Regions from separate parts of the Mus musculus genome. Here all the other regions are linked to region 2. A link is a loop called in an ENCODE intact Hi-C map of the cell type or tissue named here. Cell type or tissue: heart. All regions are shown on one strand.

What was found. Peaks named below come from ENCODE experiments on the same cell type or tissue, not always from the same donor. Only the 100,000 strongest peaks of a DNase experiment are listed, where the experiment ranks them.
Region 1: it touches region 2 in a loop (2.1-fold over the local background); 2 of 42 quality-filtered maps call a loop at or near these places.
Region 3: a loop joins it to region 2, with 1.9 times the contacts of the local background. A loop is called at or near these places in 3 of 42 quality-filtered maps.

What each region holds. Positions count from the first base shown.
Region 1 is chr8:95,628,997-95,636,996 of GRCm38, forward strand. It overlaps Gins3 (GINS complex subunit 3 (Psf3 homolog)), which reads left to right and starts at 4,563. Exons shown (of 3, transcript NM_030198.3): 1 at 4,563-4,787. The coding sequence starts at 4,602. In heart, no CTCF peak of the experiment used is centred here; a DNase peak (open chromatin) is centred at 4,505; H3K4me3 peaks cover 1,834 bases; H3K27ac peaks cover 1,290 bases; H3K27me3 peaks cover 681 bases.
Region 2 is chr8:95,804,427-95,812,426 of GRCm38, forward strand. It overlaps Cnot1 (CCR4-NOT transcription complex, subunit 1), which reads right to left and starts at 3,019. Exons shown (of 49, transcript NM_001372353.1): 1 at 2,907-3,019. 4930513N10Rik (RIKEN cDNA 4930513N10 gene) reads left to right here and starts at 2,404. Exons shown (of 4, transcript NR_015574.3): 1 at 2,404-4,754; 2 at 5,805-5,871. In heart, no CTCF peak of the experiment used is centred here; DNase peaks (open chromatin) are centred at 3,155, 3,635 and 5,995; H3K4me3 peaks cover 3,096 bases; H3K27ac peaks cover 5,147 bases.
Region 3 is chr8:95,884,325-95,892,324 of GRCm38, forward strand. Got2 (glutamatic-oxaloacetic transaminase 2, mitochondrial) reads right to left here and starts at 4,077. Exons shown (of 10, transcript NM_010325.3): 1 at 3,893-4,077. The coding sequence starts at 3,981. In heart, a CTCF peak has its summit at 4,139; DNase peaks (open chromatin) are centred at 2,767, 3,537 and 4,087; H3K4me3 peaks cover 2,386 bases; H3K27ac peaks cover 2,324 bases.

The DNA of each region.
Region 1 (8,000 bases), 180 kb before region 2:
AGGAGCTGAGAGTTCTACATCTTCATCTTCATCTGAAGGCTGCTAGTGGAAGACTGATTTCCAGGCAGCTAGGGTGAGGGTCTTAAAGCCCGCACCCACAGTGACACACCTACTTCAACAGGGCCACACCTCCAAATGGTGCCATTCCCTAGGCCAAGCATAGTCAAACCATGACAAGAACTAATGGACGCTTTGGACTAGGTTTGTGAAGATGTTTAACCTGCAGCTTGAAGCCCACAGGTAGCCATGATGATAGCTATAACGTGGCCCCTGCCAACCTCACAAACTTATTTAAAGCTTTAGGAGATTCTTTGCCATTATTTTTGAGGTTCAAACTGGAAGTTCTTGGGTGTCGATGATGTAGCTAATCATGTCGTTTTGATGAGAGTGATCAGATACTAGAACTTCTGTGAAGGCAAGGGCAACTTCTGTGAATGGGCAAGTGACTGGGAATGGGGGAGGGGGCAGGGCAAGGAAACCCTGCCAGACTCTAAGGGTGGAGCCCAGAGCATTTCTCCTTCTTTCCTGACCCACAGATCCTCCACACTCCCTAGGTTTGGATTTTTGTCACCTGTATTACAACTTCCCACTCAAGGAATTTAGAAAGCTCTAGCATTCAAAGGAGCCAGCTGAGCTGGCTGTGGTAATGAGCATCTCTAATCCCAGCACTCTGAAGCCTGAGGCAGGATGATGAGTTCTTCAGTTTTGGATACCTAAAAAGAAACCTGTCTCAGTAATAATAATAATAATAATAATAATAATAATAATAATAATAATAATAATAATAATGATGATGATGATGATGATGATGATGAGGATGAGGATGATAAAGTAGAAACAAAACACAAATAAAAAGCAGATTTAGGGCCAGGGATGTGGTTCAGTGGTAGAGTTCTTGCCCAGCATGCATAAAATCCTGAGTTCAATCCTCATCATGGGACACACACACACACACACACACACACACACCACACACACACACACACACTCACACACCACACACACACATACACACACACACCACACACACACACACATCACACACACACACACTCACACAAACACACACACCACACACACACACGTGCACACACACATACACACACACACCACACACACACACACACACACACACACACACACACACACACACACACACACACCACACACACACACACACACACACACACCACACACACACACACACACACACACACACACACACACACACACACACACACCACACACACACACACACACACACACACACACACACACACACACTTACCAGGATTGCTTGTGATGTTGCATATCTAAAGGCTGTGGCTTCTAAACTTAGGCCATGACAGATAATGCAGCTCCTGTCTGTTCACTGTCATCTTAAGTATTGCTTCCCTAAGATTCTGCAATTCTAAAATGATTCCACAGGAAACACTAGTCTATTTTCAGCGATCCAGCAGACACATGTCAGAAGGCAGCTCTGAAATTCAGTGTCACTAATACAGTGAGTACCACGCGGGTATTATAAGTAGATGGAAAGTCTTCTCAGCACAGCTCTAGTCTATCGATTAGTTGGCTTAAAAGCATTCTTGGCTCTTCGGATGTAAGCCATAGAGAGATACATACTCAATAAGCCATGTGCCACTCTGCCAAAGGATTGGCTGTTTTTAGTATCATAAACTCAAACTGTCACTCATTTCACTTGTTCTAGTTTATTTACTTGTTTAATAGCACTTATTTATTCATCTATTTATTTACTCAATATATACAAGTACACTGTCGCTGTCTACAGACACACCAGAAGAGGGCATCAGATCCCATTACAGATGGTTGTGATCCACCATGCGGTTGCTGGGATTTGAACTCAGGACCTTCAGAAGAGCAGTCAGTGCTTTTAACTGCTGAGCCACCTCTCCAGCCTCTTGTTTCATAGCTTAAGAAGAGGAAAGGCTAAATGGGGGAACAGTACACAAGTAGTCAAGAGCTTCAGCAGCAGCCAAGAAGTTAAAAACCAAGAGCATCCGATTTCATCTGGATCCCTTTAGTATTAACATGGTGTTTTATTTAGAGCCAATATTCTGATCCCTGCACAAAAGTGATACCTTTTTTTTTATCATGTTAACTCATTAAGTCTTTTTATTATTTCTACCCAAAAGTAGCTTACTGTCCTCAGCAGCAAATGACCCATATTGCTCTTAGTTACCTGAATTAATATTTCTACCCTAAACTCTATTATTGTCATATCTCCCTCTCAGCAGAAAAGTATACATTATCACTATCAGTTATGTTTACTTAATTTTTCAGTGTTATATTGTTTGCATGCAGTATGCATGTGTGTATGTGTGTAGACATGTGCGTGTGCGTGTGTGCACATGTATCCCATGCAGAGGGGGTTCCTTTAGGTGACAGGGAACCCAACCACAAAAAGAGAAAAGAATGAAAACCCAGTGCAGATTGACCTCCATCAACCTGGACCAGACCTCGGGGAGTCTGATGCAGACAGTTCATTGCCAGCATATTTTAAATAGTACAGTTTGGGAAAAGCTTCCAGTCAGTCCAATTCCTGGTGCACAATAAAGGTTAAGGTGTGACCACATAGAAACTCCTTTACAAAGTACATGTGACCACGAGGGTGGGGTTCATATCTGATAGGCCTAGAATCTAGTGTGGTCTCTGACCAAGACATCATAGAGGTCAGCAGGTCATAATGTACATGTGACATCTTCTGTCAGGATGGGTAATGGTCTAGGAGGGCAGAGTCTGGGATAATCATCCTGGGGAATTTGGGGGAGGTCTGCCTCTATAGCAAAAGGGGTGAGGTCTGCCTCCACAGACCGCAAAAAGGTCACCAGGTCATTAACAAGATCCACTCTCAGCTTTCTGGATGGAATGCAGGCATTTGATCTTTATCTCTTCCATTTGATCTCTTATCCTACAAAATATCAGCACTTAGCCCAGTGTGCCTCAAATGGCCTTACAACACATTAACATATGGTTGGGCAAAGTCATCTAACACAAGGCCTAATTTATAACAAAACATGAAACATCTCGTGGTATTTATTGAACACTGTATTGAGAATTACAGCATGGTTATATGAATAAGCTTTTGTTAACACTGTAAAGTAAAAGATTGTGAGTCGAACCATTGTGAATTGGGTAGCAGCAGTATATAAGAACTGGGTACATGCAGAAAATTGCCAGTAGTTACAGGACATGCCTAGCTCACACCCTGGGTCTGCTTCTGACCCGCTCTTGTCAACAAGCACATTAGTCATAATTGTTTTAGAGATAAGGCCTTGCCCTATAACCTGGTCTTGTTTCGACCCTGAGATCCTGTTGCCTTGGCTTCCCCAGTCCAGGGATTCTAGGCATGTGCCAGCATGCTTGACATTATTGCAACTTTTTAAAGTAGCTGTCTGGAATAAAATGTCTTAAACTGACTAGAGCAATGGTTGTTAAAAGAAGAGGAATAAAAAGTAAAGAAAGTGGTGTAAATACTTCAAGCATTCATGTGATACAAGTGTTTTTGGCAAGAAAAAGCAAGTGACTATTGCTTAGCATATGTAAAGTTCTAGTCCATATTTAGAAGGCTATTGCTTAAATGTAGTGAATTATGTAAATACATTAACAAATTATTTCATTCAAAACTAAAAAGGAATACAAAAGATGAAAGGCATGCTCGCCCCCTTTCCTGTGTTGCTCACAAACCACTACCTCAGGAATGCCCTCCTACAGTAGGTAAATTCGGTAGCAAATCTCGCAACAATCTGCCTCAACCTGTATTCATGTATGTACCGCCAAATCTAGGACCAAGCAACCAAGCAACCGTGGTCTTTCCTTTGTTCTCAGGTACTCTACCTGTGATCGCATTTGATATAGGAGCTCCCGCTTGCAGAGTGGCTGTGAAAAGACTAGGAAACTGGTCTAGTTTCCTCTTTCAGGAACCCAAACTGATCACCACACGAGGACTTTGCCAGTTGACAGTAGAGCAAGGCCCTGAACTTCAGATCTTCCAGCCATATATAAATCTACCACTCCATCTAGACTCCCACCCCACCTGAACCTACACCCGGCCAAAATACTACAAATAATTTGTAACTTAGCACACAGTTAAACATTTGGACTAGTGCTTGCGTTTTAGTTTCTTCTGTTGTTTTCAAAGACAATAATTAACCTACCAGTGAAAATGCAATAAAAGCGGGATTAATGAGGGCTGGAATACATAGTGTAAAATGATATTACTTGAATCCCCAAAGATGTTTTTAAATTCTATGTGTGTATTTAAAGGCTGCATGAACACAGTTCCGTTAGTACAGACACATGCTGTCCCTTCAATGATGTTCAAGCTTCATATACCTTCCCCAGCCTAGTCTACAAGCTGCAGGAGGACTTCCGGCCGACTCATCCAGGGCTTCCGCATTGGGCGGGGACACTGGACCCAATCTGTGACCTTATTGATTGCTTTTGCCTGAGCGGCCGCAGGCTCGCCGAAATCGACTGCTCGGGTCTGGCGAGTGCGGCGCGGGAAAGCGAGTTTGAAGCCGGCCCTAGTTCGCTGAGGTGGCGCGCCCTCCTCATCCCTGACTGTGCTGCGAGCTGCCATGTCCGAGGCGTATTTCCCAGTGGAGTCGGGCGCTCTGGGGCCGGAGGAGAACTTCCTGTCTTTGGACGACATCCTGATGTCGCAGGAGAAGCTGCCGGTGCGGGTCGAGACGCCCATGCCGCGCCTGGGAGCCTTCTTCCTGGAGCGGGGCGCGGGCTCCGAGCCGGACCATCCGCTCCCTCAGGTGAGGCGAGCCCGGCCGGGGCAGAGGTTTCCAAGATCTGGAGGCGGTGGGAGTCCTCGGGGGTCCCGGGAAGCTGCACAGCACTCGGAGGACTCTCCCGCCACCGATCTTAGTCTTCAAACTTTCCAAAGTCATTGGCTTTGGCTCCAGCCCATCATCTCAGGGTCTCTTGGTTCTATTCATGGTTTCCATAAAACTTATTTGAAGTTTCGAAGTCTGGGAACTGCAGATTGTCATGCGCACTCGGCACAATTATGACAGTGTCTGCAGCCTGTTTCCGAGGACCGACTGTCCATCAGGGGATGGGAGTCTGTGATGGGGGGATAAATTGTCATCTTCTCGCTTAGGCAATTCTACAAAGAGTGAGTACCTCAGCCAGGGTTCCACAGTAAGTCCGTGCTGGCTTAACCAAGGCAGTCCTCGGTAAAAGGTTGCTCATAACAATTTTCAGTGTCGCACTGAAAAATGGCAACTGCAGCTTCCCGTATTAAGCCTTTTGCCCTCCCATAAACCTAACAAAAGCTGGGTTAACAAAGCCAGGGTCCTCCAGTAAATGGTGAACTGGGATTCGAACCTTGGACTCTATGGCTTCAAGTACGAGTTTGTCCCAAGAGCGTAACTTGCAATGGTTACTTTCATTTCCCGTTAGGTCCTTTAAGTTTTGTTTGGAAGGGTATCAATTTTGTCTCTGTCTATTTCTAGGTACTTTTTCTCAAAGTAAAACACCACATTTTTACTTTTTCAACAACAGAAAGGCTCATTTTTGCTCCCTGGGCTGCTTCTCAACCTCACAGTCCTTTGTAAGTCGACTCTTCAGAGTCGACCGCCATGTTTTTGAAGAATATTCCAGGACTGGGGGTGAATCCTGGAGCGTTTCACATGCCAGGCAAGCATGCTACCACAGAGTTCTACCCCAAATGTCAACTTATTGGCTCCCCATTGTCATAGAGAAAGATTTAGGAGTCTTTTGTTTTTGTTTTTTTAATGTTTTTGAGACAGAGTTTCTCTGTGTAGCCTTGGCTGACATAAACTGGCTCTGTATACCAAGCTGGCCTCAGACTCAGCAATCCTTTTGCCTCTGCCTCCCTGATGCTGGGATTAAAGGTGTGTGTCACCACTGTATGGCTAGGATTTAGTTGAGCTCTTACACTCTACTGAACAAGATATCCTGCCGAGTTTGGGTCTTTTTTTCTTTTTCTTTTTTCCTTTTCTTTTTCTTTCTTTTTTCTTTTTTTGGTTTTTCGAGACAGGGTTTCTCTGTATAGTCCTGGCTGTCCTGGAACTCACTTTGTAGACCAGGTTGGCCTTGAACTCAGAAATCCGCCTGCCTCTGCCTCCCTCTGCCTCTGCTGGGATTAAAGGTGTGCGCCACCACGCCCGGCTGGGTCTTATTTTCTTAATTTACCTAATATTCTAGTCTAGCATCTTTAAAAAAAAAAGAATTAAAGAATAATTTTTAGCTATTATATTTCTCTGGGTTCTTCTTAGCTATCGTCAGGCTTTTTTGTTGTGGTTGTATCTAATGACAGTTTTCTGGCTATGATAACAGATAAGGTTTGCTTGATATTTTACTCATGATCAAACTGGTTTATTGGTTTGGGAGAGATCACAGGGGTCAGGTTCCATTTTTACTGCATCACACCAACTTAGTGTTGTCGACTCTGTGGTAGATTCTGATCACCAGGCTGAGGTAGTGTTTGTTATGTTTGCCATACTCCTTGGAAGTTATTATATATAGCCACTCTGAAGGAGCAGGCTGTCTTGCTCCAGTTTGAGAGATAGTGTCTACACAAAGTATTTGGAATTCCTCTGCAGCACAGAATTAGGTTTGAAGATTTTTTTTATGACATCTAATTTCACTCATCGATATAAGACTTCATACTTTGTTTCTTATGTTGATTTTGATATGTGCCTTGAACTCTGTTCTCCTGCCACATTATATGCCCCTGCACCTGCCTTAGTCTTTCTTTATAGGCAGAGTGAGCTGGGCCGTGTGCTCCAGTTGTGTAATACCGGCTACTTTAGAGGCTGAGGCAGGGAACTGTAAGTTCCACCATCACCTGTTTCCTAAGTTGTCTTATTGTTTAGTTCTGCAATTTTCCATTTGCTATTTTTAGTTTACATTAAAGTCAGTGCCTAATTACTCTGCTACTTAGTTTTAAGTACCTGGCTTCCTACCTTCTAATACCTTGGCCACTCAAGTCCTGGCCTCCTGGCAACCTTGGGCTGTTTATTTCCAGCCCTGGGATGTTTGTGGACTGCTCTACCTCTCTACCCCTAAAAGTTGCCCCTCCCTCTACAATAGTTCTCCCTTTGAGATGAAAAATTTCCATGGCTTCCTTTAATCCAGTTGTTTTTGTATATGAAAATATTTATTCTAATTGGATGTATCAGTGTGTGTCTGTATAGATGTATGTACATCGGTGCAGATGCCTATAGAGGCCAGAGGAGTCACATCCCCCTGGAGCTGTAGTTAGAGGCAACTGTGAGCTGCCCGATGTGGATGCTAGAAATTGAACTCTCCATCTCTGTAAGAGCAGGATGTGCTGAGCCATCTTCCATGTCCCCTTTTGTACCTTTTTATAGATTTTATAGATTTCTGATCCATCATGCCATCTCATCTTGTCATGTTGTGCATTTCTTTTAAGGCTTTGAGAACATAGACATTGACCCTTTCTGCCATCTCCAAAGCCATGAGGTGGGTGGGGAAAGAGACCACTACCTGACTTCAGACTAATTTCATTTTATTCTATTCTACTAGCATCCAGACTGGTACTTAGTGCTTAGTAGACACCCAGCAAGAGCTTATCTACCATAGATGGAAAATATTCAAGGAAAGTAAAAAAATTATTGATACTCATTTACTTTAGAGAACTCATGTTTTAGCTGATTGTTGTTATGATTTATTTTCTGTCTTTATTAGATCATAACGTAAATCCTCGGCCCAGGCTGAACTCATGGAACTTGAGAGTAAGATAGTGATGGTAGAGGCTGGGAAAGTGGGGCAGGAACTTGGTTAGCAGGTATTACCTTGTAGTGAGAGTTAAGGAGTTCTGGTGTGCTGCTGAGTAACAGACCACTTAAGAAAAAGTAAATTGGGGCTGGTGAGATGGCTCAGCGGGTAAGAGCACCCGACTGCTCTTCCGAAGGTCAGGAGTTCAAATCCCAGCAACCACATGGTGGCTCACAACCATCCGTAACGAGATCTGACTC
Region 2 (8,000 bases):
GCTCTTCCAAAGGTCCTGAGTTCAAATCCCAGCAACCACATGGTGGTTCACAACTACCTGTAATGAGATCTGATGCCCTCTTCTGGTGCAGCTGAAGACAGCTACAGTGTACTTACATATCATAAATAAAATAAAATCTTTAAAAAAAAAAAAGTGATGGCCACATTTGGGAAGCGGGGCAGCAGGACAAGTCCAAGATTAGCTTGTGCTTCACAATGAGTACTTGGGGTGGGGAGAGTGCCAACAAGGAGCAAAACACACAGCTCAGGGGTAGAGAGCATTTGCCTCAAATGTTAAGGTCTTGTGTTCAGCCCCAACAACACATACAGAGTGTGTGTGTGTGTCAGCAAACACGCCATTTCAAAAGGGCAAATACTATTTTGGTTAATTCAAGAAGCATCAAATGGGGACAAGTGCAGTGCACTAGTAGGTAGAGGCACCTGCCACCGAGTCTGACTGCCTGCGGTCTATGCTTGGGACCAAAACAGTAGGAGAGAACCCACTCTTCAAAGTTGTCCTCTACCCTTGATGAGTACTGTGGGATGTACTCACCATACCAACATAAATCCACTCACACACGATAAATGTGCTTTAAAGAGACAGAACAGGGTTATGTGGTGAAGAGTCTATAAGTATCTACAATCTAACACTGCCCTACTGTCACTTAGTGATCTGAGACAGGACTCTGAACTTGAGGCTACCCTAACTACAAGCCAACCCAACCATAATCCCACTTCCACAGAACCCAACTCCCTCTGCTGAACTCTTCAACACACGGTACTCATACATATGAACAACACACACACAAATAATAAAATAAAGTCACCAAGAATATAAAGCCAACTTCTAAGACTATAATTGTTAAGGGCCTCAAGATGGCTCAAAAGGTAAGAGCATTTGTCACACAAGCATGAGGACCTGAGATCCATCCTTTACATTTCACTAAGCGTCAAAATACTGACTCCTCATATTCTTAGACCTCTCCTCGCATGAGCTATGGCACAAGAATGCTAAACTCACTCACTCGTGTGTGTGTGTGTGTGTGTGTGTGTGTGTGTGTGTTATTCAACAAATTTTAATCTTGGGTTTAAAAAAATACTTTCAGGTATTAGTGACTAGGATCCTCCCCACTCAGCCTTTGTTTTTTCCCACTGTTTTTGTTGCTGAGACAAGGCTTTCACATGTAGCCCAGGCTGTAAAGAAATCACAATGAGCTTCATGCCCCATTCTGTACTGCTGGGATTACAAGCAGCCAGTGTCACCACACCCGGCTAAAGGTCAGATTTGTGTGTGTGTATGTGTGTGCCTCGATTCTAGACTTGCTTCCACTAAACAAACAGCCAGGACCAGGTGAAAAAGAACCAAATTCCCAAGTCAGACCCTCTGCCTGCAAAAAGAACCTTTACTAACATCCTGCCTGCCATTCAGGCCAAGGCCCTGCTTGCTATCATCAGGTCTTCCTGCCATGGGACAACCATCTGTAATGTCCTCACACAGCACTGAAAACAGGTCCCATTTCTACCTCCACCATTTTCACACATGTATACTACTTTTCCAAAGAGAGGTCAGGAGGGAAATGCTGGTATTTTCTCTAATAAGCAGTACACCCACTCAATTATTGGCTGATTGTTGTTGGGTTCCCCCCCCTCTCCATTGTAATCACAAGGGACCGAACTGCAACAAAACCGGAAAACTCAAGTACTGTTACTCGGTTTTGAATAGAGAGGAAAAAGAAGTATATAGGCCCCAAAGAAACTCGACATCTGGGGCTAGAGCTCACTGATACAAGGCCTGCCTGGATTAAATGTCCACGGAAGGTGGGACTGTAATATTTGTCGAGGTGACTTCTGGGGAACGTTTACCTCTCATGAAGCTTAATTTTCCATACAACACTTTGAAAAGCACTTCTTTTCAAAACCTACAAAGCACTCCTCCTGCAAGTAATGTCTGTGAGCACAGGTGGGTGAGCTCCCTCCCGGACCTGGTGGCATGGCCAAATGTGTTTGCTTATTAGCCTTAGGCTTAACCTAAGATCTCTCCAAGATCTGCACCAAATCAAGACCCACAAGCATTCTGCTCACTGGTGGGCATCTGCCGGTAGTTGCCGGTTGGAGGGTTGGGGGCGTTGGGACAGGCAGAACCAACACTACCAACCGCACAGGGACCTAGGTGACTTAAGTTGGGGGGCTATCGACTTGTTAGAAAGTGCGAGCGCCGGGGCGCGCGAGTGGAACAAAAAACCTGTAGCGAGAAGGGTAACACGGAAGTGCTCACTCCCGCCCGCCCGCCCCTCCCACCGCCAAGCAGCCAAAAGCGAGGGGCTTGACAACGTGCTGGGGGGCGCAGGAGGGGAGGGAGTCCCCGGAAAGCGCTACGAATCGGCAGCAACTCCAAACCCGCCCCCTGGCCCGCCCGCCCAGCGAGGAACCTAGGTAGGCCGCGGGCGCCCGCGCCCATAGCCCCCCATCCGGGAGCCCGGGAGGAAAGGGACAGTTGAGGAGCTCGTGCGCTCCGAGGAGGCTGCAGCCCTGCGCGCGCGGCGAGCCGAGGCCCTGGGATCCGAACTGCCACCTCCGCCGCCGCCATCCTCGAAGCCTCCAGGCAAGGCCTCCAGGCCGAGCCGCTCCGGAGCTGCTCACCCGCGCCCGGGCGCTCCGAATCCAGGAACGTGAGCCCCCGGTCTCCCTTCTCCAAGAGAGCAAAGCCGCCGCGAGCGGGCCGAGTCCGTCCCCTCCCGCCTTGGCTCCACGTCTCCGGCTCGCCTGCCCGAGTCCCGACGCCCCGGGAAAAGGCTTCCAGGGTCCCCAGTCCACCCCACCCCCGGTACCGCTCCCACCCGGACCCGCGTCCCGAGCTTGACACTCCCAGCCTCCGCCACCTCCAACCGCAGCCCCAGCCCGCCTCACCTCAGTCGGCTCCCGCAGCGCTGGACACAGGAAACTCCTGGGTCCTCGACTCCGGCTCTCCTCGACCCCCCTCTTCGGTTAACTCCGCTTGTTTTCTCGACAAAATGGCGCCCGAGGTCGCGCGCTCACGTCGCGGCCTTTCCCCTCCCAGTTCCCATTTCACCATTCGCTGCCCGCTTTGGCGGAGGGATGGCCCTAGCGCCCAGCCAATGGCCGCGCGCTGACCGCAACGGCGGTCCAATCGCCGATGGGTACCCGCGGATTTAAACCAATCACACACTAATCACTCGCAGAAGTCGAGGAAGAAACCAGGCTCCTGCTAGCAACCACCAATCCAGACTCCTAGTTTGCGGGGCTCAGGCCAATTGCCGCTCATCAGCCCTGGGACTGGGTCCGAGTCTGGGCGCCTGCGCACCCGGGTGTAAGCCAATGGTTAGACGTTGGGAACTTCGATTTGGGACTCGAAGACATAAGCCTTCGAGGTGTTCGACCTATGGGGACTGGCTGGTCATTGCCTCCGGGAAACAAAAAAATACGGAAGGGAGCTCGTTAATGCATTGCCACCCTGCGCACAAACTACTCTAACTTAGAGACAGGGTGATGCTCGTCTACTTTCCTTCGTCTTTCGAAATGTCACGGTCCGAGAGGCTGTGCGGGTTCCCAGCGGAAGCATTGTCCACCCCTCGGATCTCTTTAGCAAGGAGCACCAGTCATCAGAAGGCGTCAGACGCGGGGCAAAGTTGAGGTCCTTTGCATCCTGGGTTATGTAGTCGCACGCCCCGCCTATTCCTGTCGCAAAAGTAACGTGGTCTCTTCCATCACTGTCTGCGCCCTAGAGCAGCAATGCATGCTGGAGAATGTAGTCTCCCAGATGCCCACCTAATCCTGGCTCTTTTAAAGTTTGTTTTCCATTTGTCTTTTGAAGCAGGGACGCTTTGCAGAGATATAGAAACAGAAGTTCTCCTCCTGCTCTTGGCTATTCTCAAGGATGCCAATGCCTTTTGCTTCTTGGATAAAAGGCTACGTTATCCACTGTGTCCTCCTATCTTTTAGACTTTTTGTTTGAGTTTTGAAACAAGGTCTCTTTCAGTTAACCCAACTGTAGTCCAGGCTGGCCTGAAACATACTAAGAAGCATAAATTGACCTTGAGCTCCTTGCAATCTTCCAAAATACTGAGATGATAATAGACGTAACCTCTCATACCAGTACTATTTGAACTTTAAAGAGATGTGTTAAAGACTTTTATTACTTATTTTACGTGTACAGGCGTTTGCTTGCATGTAAATCTATGCACCATGCATGTACAATGTCCTCAGAGGTCAGAAGAGGATGCCCGTCCCTCTGGAAGTGAACGGTTGTGAGCCACTGGGTGGGTCCTCTGGAAAAGCAGCCAGCTCTTGTAATCTCTGTGCCATCTTTCCAACCCCTAGATGAAAAAAAAAAAGTGTCTGAGTGCTTGCCTATATATATGTTCACCTAGAGAGTGTGGACCTGGTACCCAGGAAGGCATTGGATGCCCCGGGACTGAGATGAGAGTCTCAGCAGTAAAGTTGTAAGCTGCTCTATGAGTGCTGGAAACCCACCCCTGCACCTCTGCAAAAACAGCTCCTCTCCAGCCCCCATCTTGAACTTTTTTTATCAATGTTTTATTTGTGCAATTTAGCAATATGGGGGTTGTTTCGTTTTGTGGGTTTTGTTTTCTTTTGTTGTTAAAGAAGAAGAGAGACAAAGATGAACTGAGACTGTTCTGGAGAAGGGGGAGGGGGACATACAAGTCAACTACCCAAGATCAATTCTGTAATTCTACAACCAGTTTAGTTCAAGCTTCAATTGCCCCCAAACTGAAGGTAAGCTGAAATAAAGCTGATATAAACGGGGCCTCCTAGAGGAGATTCTTAAGCTCACTGCCCATCTCTCCTCGGAGGTTATACATCACTACTAAAATCTGACAGCCATAAAAACTGAGCCAGGATTTTCACAATGCCCTAAAGGTCAAAGTCCTTTGACTGTGTATCTAGGCTGGGTGGTTCTTGTCTTTCCTAAAATGGCTGAGAAGACCTTCATAAAGGATCTAGAAGGGTCACCTTCTAACTCAGCAATTACGAATGTTTGCTTTCAAACATCCTTAAGAACAGGATGTCCTAACGAGCAGACGAGCTCACCTGGCTGATTCTCAGCCTTCTTCCCACCCTCCCTGTCCGACTTTCACAAAATATCCCGGGGCTAAAGTAAAATACAACAGAAGAACTTGGTGTTAAAAGTAAAAAAAAAAAAAAAAAATTTCTTAAAAATTTAAAAGGTTTATTTATTTTATGTATATGGAAGTGTAGCTGTCTTCAGACACACCAGAAAAGGTGCACCCAATCCCATTACAGATGGTTGTAAGCTAACATGTGGTTGCTGGGACTTGAACTCAGGACCCCTAGAAAAGCAGTCAGTGCTCTTAACTGCTGACAGTTGATGGCTCCTGGCGTATATAGAGAGTTTTATAAGTTCACTGTGCTCCAGTGAATGCCCCCTCATCCGTGAGTACGCAGGCAGATCAAATTGGTCTCAAAAAAAAAAAAAAAGAAAGAAAAAAGCAGGCAGACAGAGTGTCTCATACCTCATGACCTGAGCTCAGCACTCACATTTAAGACATTTAAGCAGAAGCAGTCAGATCTCTGTGAGTTCAACCAGCCTGGTTCCAGGACATCCAGAGCTACATAGTGAGACCCTATCTCAAAGGTGGTAGAGGGGAGAGACAGACAGACAGAGGGGACAACAATGACACACACAGGCTAACATCTGGGCAGGGGCCTAAGAGGTGGGATAAATATGATAAAAATACATTAAATACATGTATGGTATTCTCAAAGAAGTAACTGCAATATTGTGTTGGTTTTTTTTTTTTTAAGCCCTCTGAAACAACCAGAAACCCACTTCCTACCTGGACTATATCACTAGCTTCCTGAGTTACGCTGGGTGAGTTACTTCCCCTCCCCAGAGGGGAGTCAGCACAGAGCCTCTAGTGCTAGTCAAGTGCCCTGGCCCATTTATTTGTTCTTTTGTTTGCTTCTTGCATAGCTCTGCTGTGTTGCCTGGGTGGAACTCAAATTCTCAGCTCTACCTCAGCTTCTCAAGTGCCCGGAATCTAGGCACAGAGATAGAGGGTATACTTGCTAGCCAAGATCTGTAGCACTGAGTTCCAACACGGCCCTGTCTTTGTTTTTAATCAGCCAACTTGTTCTAAAAATACTATGTAATCTCATCCACACTTTATGTCCCAGTGAGGTAGGGGCTGAGTTAGTCACTGTTTTTTCTGGATCATAAAACTGAGGCTTGTAGTAGAGCTCTTGTTTTGTATGCCAGCAATAACAAGCTAAATTTAATTTTGGTTTGCCAGGTTGTTTGTTTGTTTGTTTGTTGAGCTGAGGACTGAATCCATTGCCTTGCTTCTTAGTCCTATGCTCTACCACCGAGCAAAATCCCCGAACTCTTTCATGTTTTAAAGACTTAATTTTATGATTGTGAGTGTTGTGCCTGTGTGTTTGGATATGTACCATTGCATGCCTGGTGCTCAAAGAGCCAGAAGAGAGCTCTTGTGGGTACCAGAAGAAGGTGTCAGGTACCTCAACCCAGAACTGGAGTTACTCTGTGTGGGTGCTTGTTACCCAGGTCTCTTGGGAGCAGCAAGTGCTCTTACCTGCTGAGCACTGGGTCCTGGTTGTTTGTTTGTTTGTTTGTTTGTTTGTTTGTTTAAATACAGTCTAATGTAGTCCAGGGCGGCCTTACTTTTTAACAGAGGCTGGCCGTGAACTCCTGATATCCCTTTCTCATGTGCCAGCAATAAATGGAAAGGTAAAGAAGTTAACCTCCTGGCCAAAATCCAATTCTGATCAATGACAAAGAATTAAAGCACAAGTTTTGTGTGGCTCGCTTTTAAAACCCCAGGGGCTGTGGAAGGAACACATGATTCCTCCGAGTAAAGATGCCCAATAGTCCCCATTAACCTGAAACTCCAAGAGACTTTGGAAACTGGGGACAGCATTACCATTGGCTAAGGGAGCTGCCACATTGGGGAAGGTGGCAAAGAAATGAACCACAACCAGAAAAAGCTGCCCCTGAACTCTAGGCTCCAGCTGGGAGAGGAGCGGCCTAACTTTAGGGTAGGGGCATCTGGAAGCTGAGCATTTGGAGGGCTGCCTTCTTTGTGAGCAGTCAAGCAAGGGGGGGAATGGACAAGGTGTGTGGGCTGTCACAGTGACCTGGGAGAAAGCTGTTTCTGTGGTATGAGGGGCCAACAGACAGAGCTAAGTGAGTCTTGGAAAGGGGAAGATAGCAAGAGCTGGAAGAAAGAGGAGTTCCAGAGAGATCCACACGTGTTTAAATGTGCTTAGCTTTTAGAAAAAAATTATCTGTAGACTAGGGATTGACGTGAGTCCTGGGTTCAGTTCCTCTCATCCATCTGTAGGTGCTGGGAGGGGCTCAGCCTTAGAGAGCTGGAGGAACAATGCATTCCTCCTTGTTCTTTGATCATCCTGGGCCCTCCTCCTCTTGACATTTCTTTCCTGGTGTGGAATGCTTTTGGGAGATTACCCACTTTGAGCACCCCATATCCCAGCTGATAACCACTGTAAGAATGAAAGGCTGTGACACACCACCCTGTCAACTGGACACAGCCTAGATCAGATTGGCCTGTAGACATGTCTGTGGGAGGTTTTCTTCATTGTTGATGGAGGGCCCATGTCACTGTGTGGCATCATTCCTGGTGCAGGTGGTCCTGGCCTATGTAAGAAAACCTAACCATGAGCTTGTGGTCCAACTACCTAGCAGCATCCCCCATGGTTCCTGCTACAGTTCTTTGGCTGTGAGTTCCTTGCTTAAAGGAAATGCTACATGGAAGAGCAAGCTATCATCAGTTTCCTGCTTGAATTCTTACCTTGAGTGCCCTCAATAATGACTGTGACTTAAAGTATCAGCTAGATACATCTTTTCCTCAGTTGCTTTTGGGTCCAAGCATTTTATCACAGCAACATAAAGAAAACTAGAACACACCACAATGTCACCCACACACCACAGTGTCACCCTCGCTCCCCAGAAAGACTTGCCTT
Region 3 (8,000 bases), 80 kb after region 2:
GGATAGGGAACTGAGAATGTTTTTGGCGAAGCCCCCAGAAAGAAAACCCAAGTCCTTGAAGGAAAGTTGTGTGTGTGGGGAGTGGGGGCTTCCGGGAGGAGGGGCCCTATGAGCTGAATGCTAAGGAGGAGAGGGGTAGGAGGAAAACTGCCTGTAACACAGGCTTAGGAATGAAGGCGGGGGTGGGGGTGGGGGGGTGGGAGCTGCACGCTGCACGCTGCTGCAGTAGAAACCCGGAGGTACGGAAATCAGGCTCCGGGTGACTTAGGAGAAATGTCCAAGTTCTTTCATCTGTCTAGCTTCTGCCAAACGCTCCAGCAGGGCGCAGTGAATTATTCACTAGGATTTCCTAGCCAGCCATGTCCCGTGAAAAGTGCAGCCAGTTAGTACTCCTAGGCAGCCTCACTCACGAGTGATACTAGTGGCAGGCTCCGCCCAACCTGGTGGGGCTCTCAAAGGAACCTGTGCTTGGTGAGCTGCTAATTCTGCTTTTTAAGAGCAGATCCCCCCCACCCCCGGCTTGGGATTTCCCAGGGTTTTACTTCTTTTCAGTGGTGTCTTTTAATAGCTTGTCCTGGCCAAACTGCTGGGATTCAAGTAGCTTACCCACTTATGAACTGGGTGAGTAGAGGCAAGAGAAAGGGACTCCAATCTCAGGAATCCTCATCTGTTAGATGTGGCTTAACAGTAACGGTATCTATCTCAGAGGGTCGGCATTAATAAAAACACAGTCAGAGGCGCCAGGCACAGTGTTTCTGATGGGCACTGGCATTAGTCTTGAAGTCATTTACTACAGTTTCACTTGTCACCATTCAGCCCCTGCGATAGAGCCCTGCAAGACCAATATGTGGAGCCTTCAAACAGCATGTGGCCATAGGAACTTATGGCCAAATGCATCTCTTTCTGGCTTTAAAATTATTATTATTTTACATTCTCAGGTGACGTGACCTTTTCCCATTCTTAGCTCGAGGCAAGGAATGAAAAATTATTCCTTAGCCATGTAGTGTTAGAGCACACCTTTAATCCCAGTTACACAGGAGGCAGAGATAGGCAGATCTCTGTGAGGCCAGCCTGGTCTACAAAGCGAGTTCCAGGACAGCCAGTGCTTGGTTACACAGAGAAACCCTGGTTTCAAAACCAAAACCAAAACCAAACCAATCAACCAAACTAACAACAAAAAAGTCTTCCCTTTCCTCCTGTTAGCAGTTATTGTAAGCTGTGAGGGAGAAAAACATACTTTGAAACAACTCAAATAGGTTTTGGTTGTTTCTCATCCCCAGACAGAAGCCATGCAGCCACCTGCCTGTCCACATCACTGTCATTAAGCATGGAGTGAAATGAATACTTTGACTGTCAAGGGCATTCAAACGTCCAGAGAAGGCGACTTTCATGTTTAAAAAAAGGCCCTTAAACAATGATAGAGCTGCCTCTCGAAAGGGCAGGAGTTATCATTCCTGTTTAACTGTGTGAACAACACATATATAAAATATGTAGCAGATAAATTCTCTAGAAGCCTCAGCCATGAATATTCTTGCATAATTCGTAAAACAAACAAACAAAAAACCCAAAATGCCCCAAACAATTTCCAAATTCATGTCAAGCATGCTAAGCAAAGGGACAGTAATCCTTTGATCAGCTATGACTGATCAAATGTCAGGTTCTCTATGTCCCTCATTATCCCACGCCTTAAAACTGTGAAGATTATAGACCTGGGAGAGCTCTGCTATTTGTAAAGACATAGCATTAGTTGAAAACCAGAGTGCTCCGGGGGTAAACTGATAACCCATGGCCTACAAAATGATTCGTACAATGCCCTTTGGACAGAGACTTGCAGGGCCACAAACATTGAGCAACGGTGACCACTCAACCAAAAGATGCTAGGTACAAAGTATTCAGATAAGCATTACAAAGGCCTCATATTCCCAGAGGTTTAAGCAGCTTTTGAAACGTTTTCTTATTTACAGTCCCACTCTAGCACAGGCTGGCCTGGAACTTTTTTTTTTTTTTTTGTAGCTTAGGAGAATGGACTTTAACTCAAAGCAATTCCCCTGTCTCATGCCCCTAAATTTTTGGTTTCCAGGACCATGTGTAGATTTTGATCTAAAAATGAAAAAAAAAAATGCTGTATTTGTTTATAAAATGAGGGCTTGAAATAAAAATATACAAAGTGAAAGGCATTTCACGGGCCAGGCCTGTATCTCTGGCACAGTGCTTGCCTGGTATGCACTGAGGCCCTGGGTTCTATCCCTGGGGGAAGGGAGAAGGAAGCTGTAGTAACATTAGAAAGCTACAGGTAAAATGACTGCAGCTGTGTCCCAGGCAGGCCTGGTGTACATAGTAAGTTTCAGACTAGCCAGGGCTACGTAACCCCGACACAGAAGCAAGCAAGCGTTTAGATACAACTCAGAACTAAGTTGCCAAGGTCTCTGCTATCCCTTACCTTAAATTCTAACTGGGAAATGACAGAAAAGAAACAGCAGTCAGGCTCTCAGACTGAAATCACTAAGCAGTCACATCCAAGGGGAAACCGGGCCAAGCAGTTTAAGTGAAGGTCAGGTATTTCGGGTATATAGATATACATTACAAACAGGGATATTTCAAGGTTAAAATAACGGGAAAACTGATTTTCCTCCTACCCATACAAGTACCTCATTTTTGTTCTCCAAATTGCAGCATAAATAACTCTCCCCCGTTTCTCCTCCCCTTCAGGTGGGTAGGCGTAAAAGGGCACCCATTGGCATGGAGCCAAAAAAACGGGCTCTGGGAAGGACAGACTGTTCTACTACCTTGAAGATGCTTGAACACATTCAAAGGGAAGAAGGCAAGCATAAAAAGTTACGTAGGCTTCGCTCCCAGTTAGTATGTGCCCCGGGGAGGTGTCTGCCGTACTCCAGGAGACTGTCTCAAATCTGCTCTTCTGAGGCCCAAGGAAGAATCAGGAGTTACTAGTTCCCGTTTAGGCCTGGCACTTTCAGTACACCTTAGTTTAAGATGACTCATTTGTCTTTTTTTAAAAAAGGAAGTCAGTCCTCTTGTCTTGCTCACAGCTGCATCACCAGCAACTGGTCCAGTGCCTGGCTCGGAGAAACTGGGTTACGAAATATTTTAAGGAGCAAAGAGCCGACTGAAATGCAGGGAAAGATTGATGGCTTCCAGTCAACAGAATCTCCCAAGGGTTTAAAACAAAGAAAGTACATTACACTTCAACCCTTTTCCATCCAAAGGCCAGGCTGGTCTGTCAGGGGATAGGGGATCATCAGGCACTACTGTGGTGACACTGAAGGATGCACTACGCCAAGGTCATGGATGCACACCGGATCTGGACGCCCCCAGAACCTCCTTGCATGTGGTCACATTTCCCCCCGTCACGCACGCTGCTTCTACACAGCACTGGCAGATTTAACCCTCTGGACCCCGACAGCTGGACCTGTTGTCCCGCAGGGCAGCTGGTCAAGGACATGCGCGCCCCCCTGCACCACAGCCAATCAGCGACAGGCAGCTCCGGCACCATAGCCAATCGGCTAGAGGATGGCCCAGCGCCACCGCCCACGTGCTCACCCCTTGCCCCGCACCCCACTGTGCTGAGTCCACATCTGGGACCCCCCATCACCCGCTAGAATGGGATTCTGGGTGCAGTCGAGAACCACAATTCCCACCTCGGGGGCTACGCTGGCCCTCTGTCCGGAGATACAGGGGAGGGATGAGGGGTCCTGGGGTCACCCCGGGGCGCAGACACTGGACTCTAAGACTCGGGACAGTCAACCCTTGGGGACACACGAGGTGCGCACGTGTGTCCGATCGCGGGGTGGGGTGCAGGTTTCACAGGGTCCACAGTTCGGCTGGGCAGGGGCAGGCCCGCGGTGCCGCTGCATCTCTGTATCCCTCGGCTCACCTGGCTCTGGCAGAGGCTGCAGCAGCTAGGCCTGGGTGAAAGGCAGCAGCCATCCCGGAGAGGATGCGGCTGGAGTGCAGGAGGGCCATGGTGGGCGGTAAGACGGCAGTGGATGGTGGTAGAGCCGAGATCTGGGGAAGCGTCCGCTGGAACCGAGGCGCGGGCTCCTAAAAGGTGAGGACAGTGACTTCCCTGGGCGTGGCTAGAGCGGCCCTGCGCCTGGAGCGAATCATGTCGCAGCGGCCCCTTGCGGTCGGGGGTAGAACGACGACGCCTCCACGGAGGTCATGGAAACTCGCAAGGGCACTGCTAATCGCTGCCTATAAATCCTGTGAAGCTTGTATGTGAGGATGCGCAGTCCACAGTGCTCAGCGCTCTGCTTCCAGTTAATCATCCGCTACGCTAGAGGCAGCTGCCTAGCGTGCCAGTTTGAAAGAAGGAAAAAAATGTAAACTGACCCGAGGAAGTATTTTTTTTTTTTCCTAATGCTCCAGTGTGGTTTTCCTTTCAACCCACTAGTTTCCCCAAGTGCAAGTCTCTCAAGGTTCAGAATGCTTTCATGTCCCTGTTAGAGGACAACAGGCATATTTTGTGGGGCAGTTGTGAGTATTAACTTGTGAGATTAGCAGATTATGCCCTAAAAAAAAAAAAAAAAAAAAAAAAAAAAAAAAAAAAAAAGCCTGATTAGTCAATACAAAATTACCCAGGACCAACGACAAACTTTTGCACATCAAGTCTTCATAATTATGTTTGGAAGAAATGAATAAGCTTTTAAAGGCTGGGAGAATGAATTTGAGACAAGTCCACAAGTTGACCGAATTCACTCTGAACATGGGCCATTATTTCCCAGGGATGCCTTGCAGAAATCTGTATAGATTGCCAGTCTAATTTCTCCGGCCACTTCAGTTGTCTGTGTGATTGTTATCAAATCTGGGGGCCACAGCATGTGCTGCAAACCAGGCCCAGGTCACTGGTCCTCAAACAAAGTAAAATAGTGAAAAGCAGAAAAAGATTTACTTGCTGGGTGGTGGTGGTGCATGCCTTTAATCCCAGCACTTGGGAGGCAGAGGTAGGTGGATTTCAGAGTTCGAGGCCAGCCTGGTCTACACAGAGAAACCCTGTCTCGAAATTTTTTTTTTTTTTTTTTACTCAATGTGGCCACACTAGGAAGTTGGACAGAAAGATCCAGTTTTCCTTCGGGGTTCAAATGAGAGATTCCAACGTAAACAGATTCCCAGTCAGCTTGTGTTCCTGCCTGCCATTAACCCATCCTATAAGGTGATGGATCTGATAAGTTGCTAGAACTGTATAGACTCTCTGGGAGAAAGGTTGCCTCTCTGGCTGGGGCCTTTTCTTATTTCAGTATGAGATTCCTAGAGATATTGCCATTTCTTTGGGTTCCATTGTTTCAGTAGTCAAATTGATAGACACAGTGCCTCTTTAGGATATCTTCATTTCTTCCAGGGCTGTTGCATGAAGTCCAGATCCCTACATGGAATCACATTCTGGTCTACCCTAACTTACTGTCTTCTGGCACATGTGTCTCCCTGACCTTGGGCTAGATTAAAAAAAAATAGATATTTATTTAATGTTGTATGAGCATCCTGTTGCTGACACACCAGAAGAGGGCATCAGATCCAATTACAGATGGTTGTGAGCCACCATGTGGTTGCTGGGAATTGAACTCATGACCTCTGGAAGAGCAGACAGTGCTCTTAACCACTGAGCCATCTCTCCAGCTTTTAGGCTAGATTCTTTTTTCTTCTTCTTCTTCTTCTTTTTTTTTTTGGTTTTTCAAGACAGGGTTTCTCTGTAGAGCCCTGGCTGTCCTGGAACTCACTTTGTAGACCAGACTGGCCTCAAACTCAGAAATCTGCCTGCCTCTGCCTCCCAAATGCTGGGATTAAAGGCATGTGCTACCACCACCCAGCAAGTAAATCTTGGGCTAGATTCCTATTGGCAATGACTTTGGATTCCTGCACTATTGTATGTGTTGTGGTTTGAATATGCTTGGACCAGGAAAAGGCACTATTAGGAGATGTGGCCTTGTTGAAGGAAGTGTGTCACTGTGGGGTGGGCTTTGAGACCCTCCTCCTAGCTGCCTGTAGAACAGTCTCTTCCTCTGCCTTCAGAACAGGATGTAGAACTCTCAGCTCCTCCAGCACCGTGTCTACCTGGATGCTGCTATGCTCCCACCATGATAATGGACTGAACCTCAGAACCTGTAAGCCAGGCCCAGGATTGTTTCTTGCAGCTGATTTGCCTTTCCTGTCACTTATTGCATAGCCTAAGGATTCCTGGGTGTTACTCCACCCTATTGAGCAGATTTCTTGCAGATCAACATAAAGATGAGCTTTCATGAGTTAATGCTGCTTAGATGTATTAGTGATTTCACAGAATTCCTGACTTGATTAAAGTAATTTTAGGAAGAAAGTTGTAAGATGGTTTTAGTTGTTTTGTTAGAAAGATGTAATAAAGTTAGAATCGAGAATAGAATGTGCCCACTCATAAGTAAAGGCTGCATACTAAGAAATACAGTGAGCTTTCATACACTAAAAAGAGATGTAGGCTTGGGACAAATCCGTGTTCAAGGAAAAATATTCTGCGCCAAGGATGAAGCCACAGGTGTGTGCTGTGATGAGGCAAGGCCATGTAAAAACTGTTGCTTTGAACTTATAATGAGCTTACAGTATGAAGCTGCTTTGAGCTTGTTGTAGATACTTGTCACACCACCTCCAGTAGGATCTGTGCAACAAGTTCCACAAACTGAGGCGACTGAGGCGACTGAGGCCTCCTGGAACTGGTTGTGGAACTCTTCACTGGAGAAAAAAATATTGAGCCATAGTTTTCATGGCAATCTGTTTTGTTTTCTCTTAATTCCTTTTCTTACATGTTCCTGGTAGCCTAGGCCAAGATCTTAAGTGAGAATAATGGGTAAGAAACCATCCCTTGAGATGGAGTCACTAATATGACCTTATCCCCGGGGAAACCAATGGTTTACTTTTTAAATCATTTACAGAACTATTTTTTATTAGGTATTTTCTTCATTTACGTTTCCAATGCTATCCCAAAAGTCCCCCATACCCTCCCCCCCACTCCCCAATTTACAGAACTATTATGATAGGTAAAAACTTTCCCAACAATAAAATTTCATATGGTTACATGTGTGTCATTGGAGGTGGGTTTTGGTATATGGTAAAGAAAGCCTTAATTAGAATTAAAATAGTTCAAATTTATGTGTTGAAGATTTATAAAAAAAAAATCACACATTAGATGTTAAATAATAATTGACCATAAGGGGCTGAAGAGTTAGGTCAGCAGTTAAGAGCACTGACCATAAAGATTTATTAACCTGCTCTTGGAAATAAACCACAAGCCTTGGGCGACAGCCCCCACTGAATATATCCTTTTAGAATTGTTATATTTTGGTGATTTATATTAATAATGATGTTACCTGTTTTGTTTGTGATTCACTGAGTACATAGTTTCAGAGTTATAATGCTTGGATGATTTTTGTGCTTTACTGAGCCAAATGATTTTTATTGGTGTTTGTGATTTTTTTTTTTTTGCTAGATACAGTTTCTGAGAGTTGTAATGTTTGCTTTTTTTTTTAATGTATAAAATCCCCTGCTTGAGAGCTGCAAAATACGCTCAGATTCAAACTGCCTCTGTGTTTGTTTCTGTTTGTCATGGCTGAATCCTTGCCCACCTAGCTTCGAGGACCCTCATTTCAGGGATCCCCATACCTGCTGGGGTGGTCTGTGGCAAATACTTTTCTATAACTCCCCTTTTATATAACATTTTATCTGTGAGGTAATTATTTTTTACATAGAGAATTTTTTTGGGGGGTCTAAAAAGCTATAAAAAGACTGCTAGCAATAAAGAAAGGTAGTGCAGCTGTTTTCCACTTCACCCCGAGTGTGTGTGTGTGTGTGAGTGAGTGTGTGTGAGTGTGTGGGTGAGTGTGTGTGTGTGTGTGGTCTGTGTAAGTGACTTCTTTCTTTTCTTTCTGGTTCAAAAAGTTAACAAGCTCTGAACCTCTCACCTGGGAGACTACTGGTTGACGACTCCAGAGAAAGGAGCTCTAGCAATAAATCCTTTTCTCTAA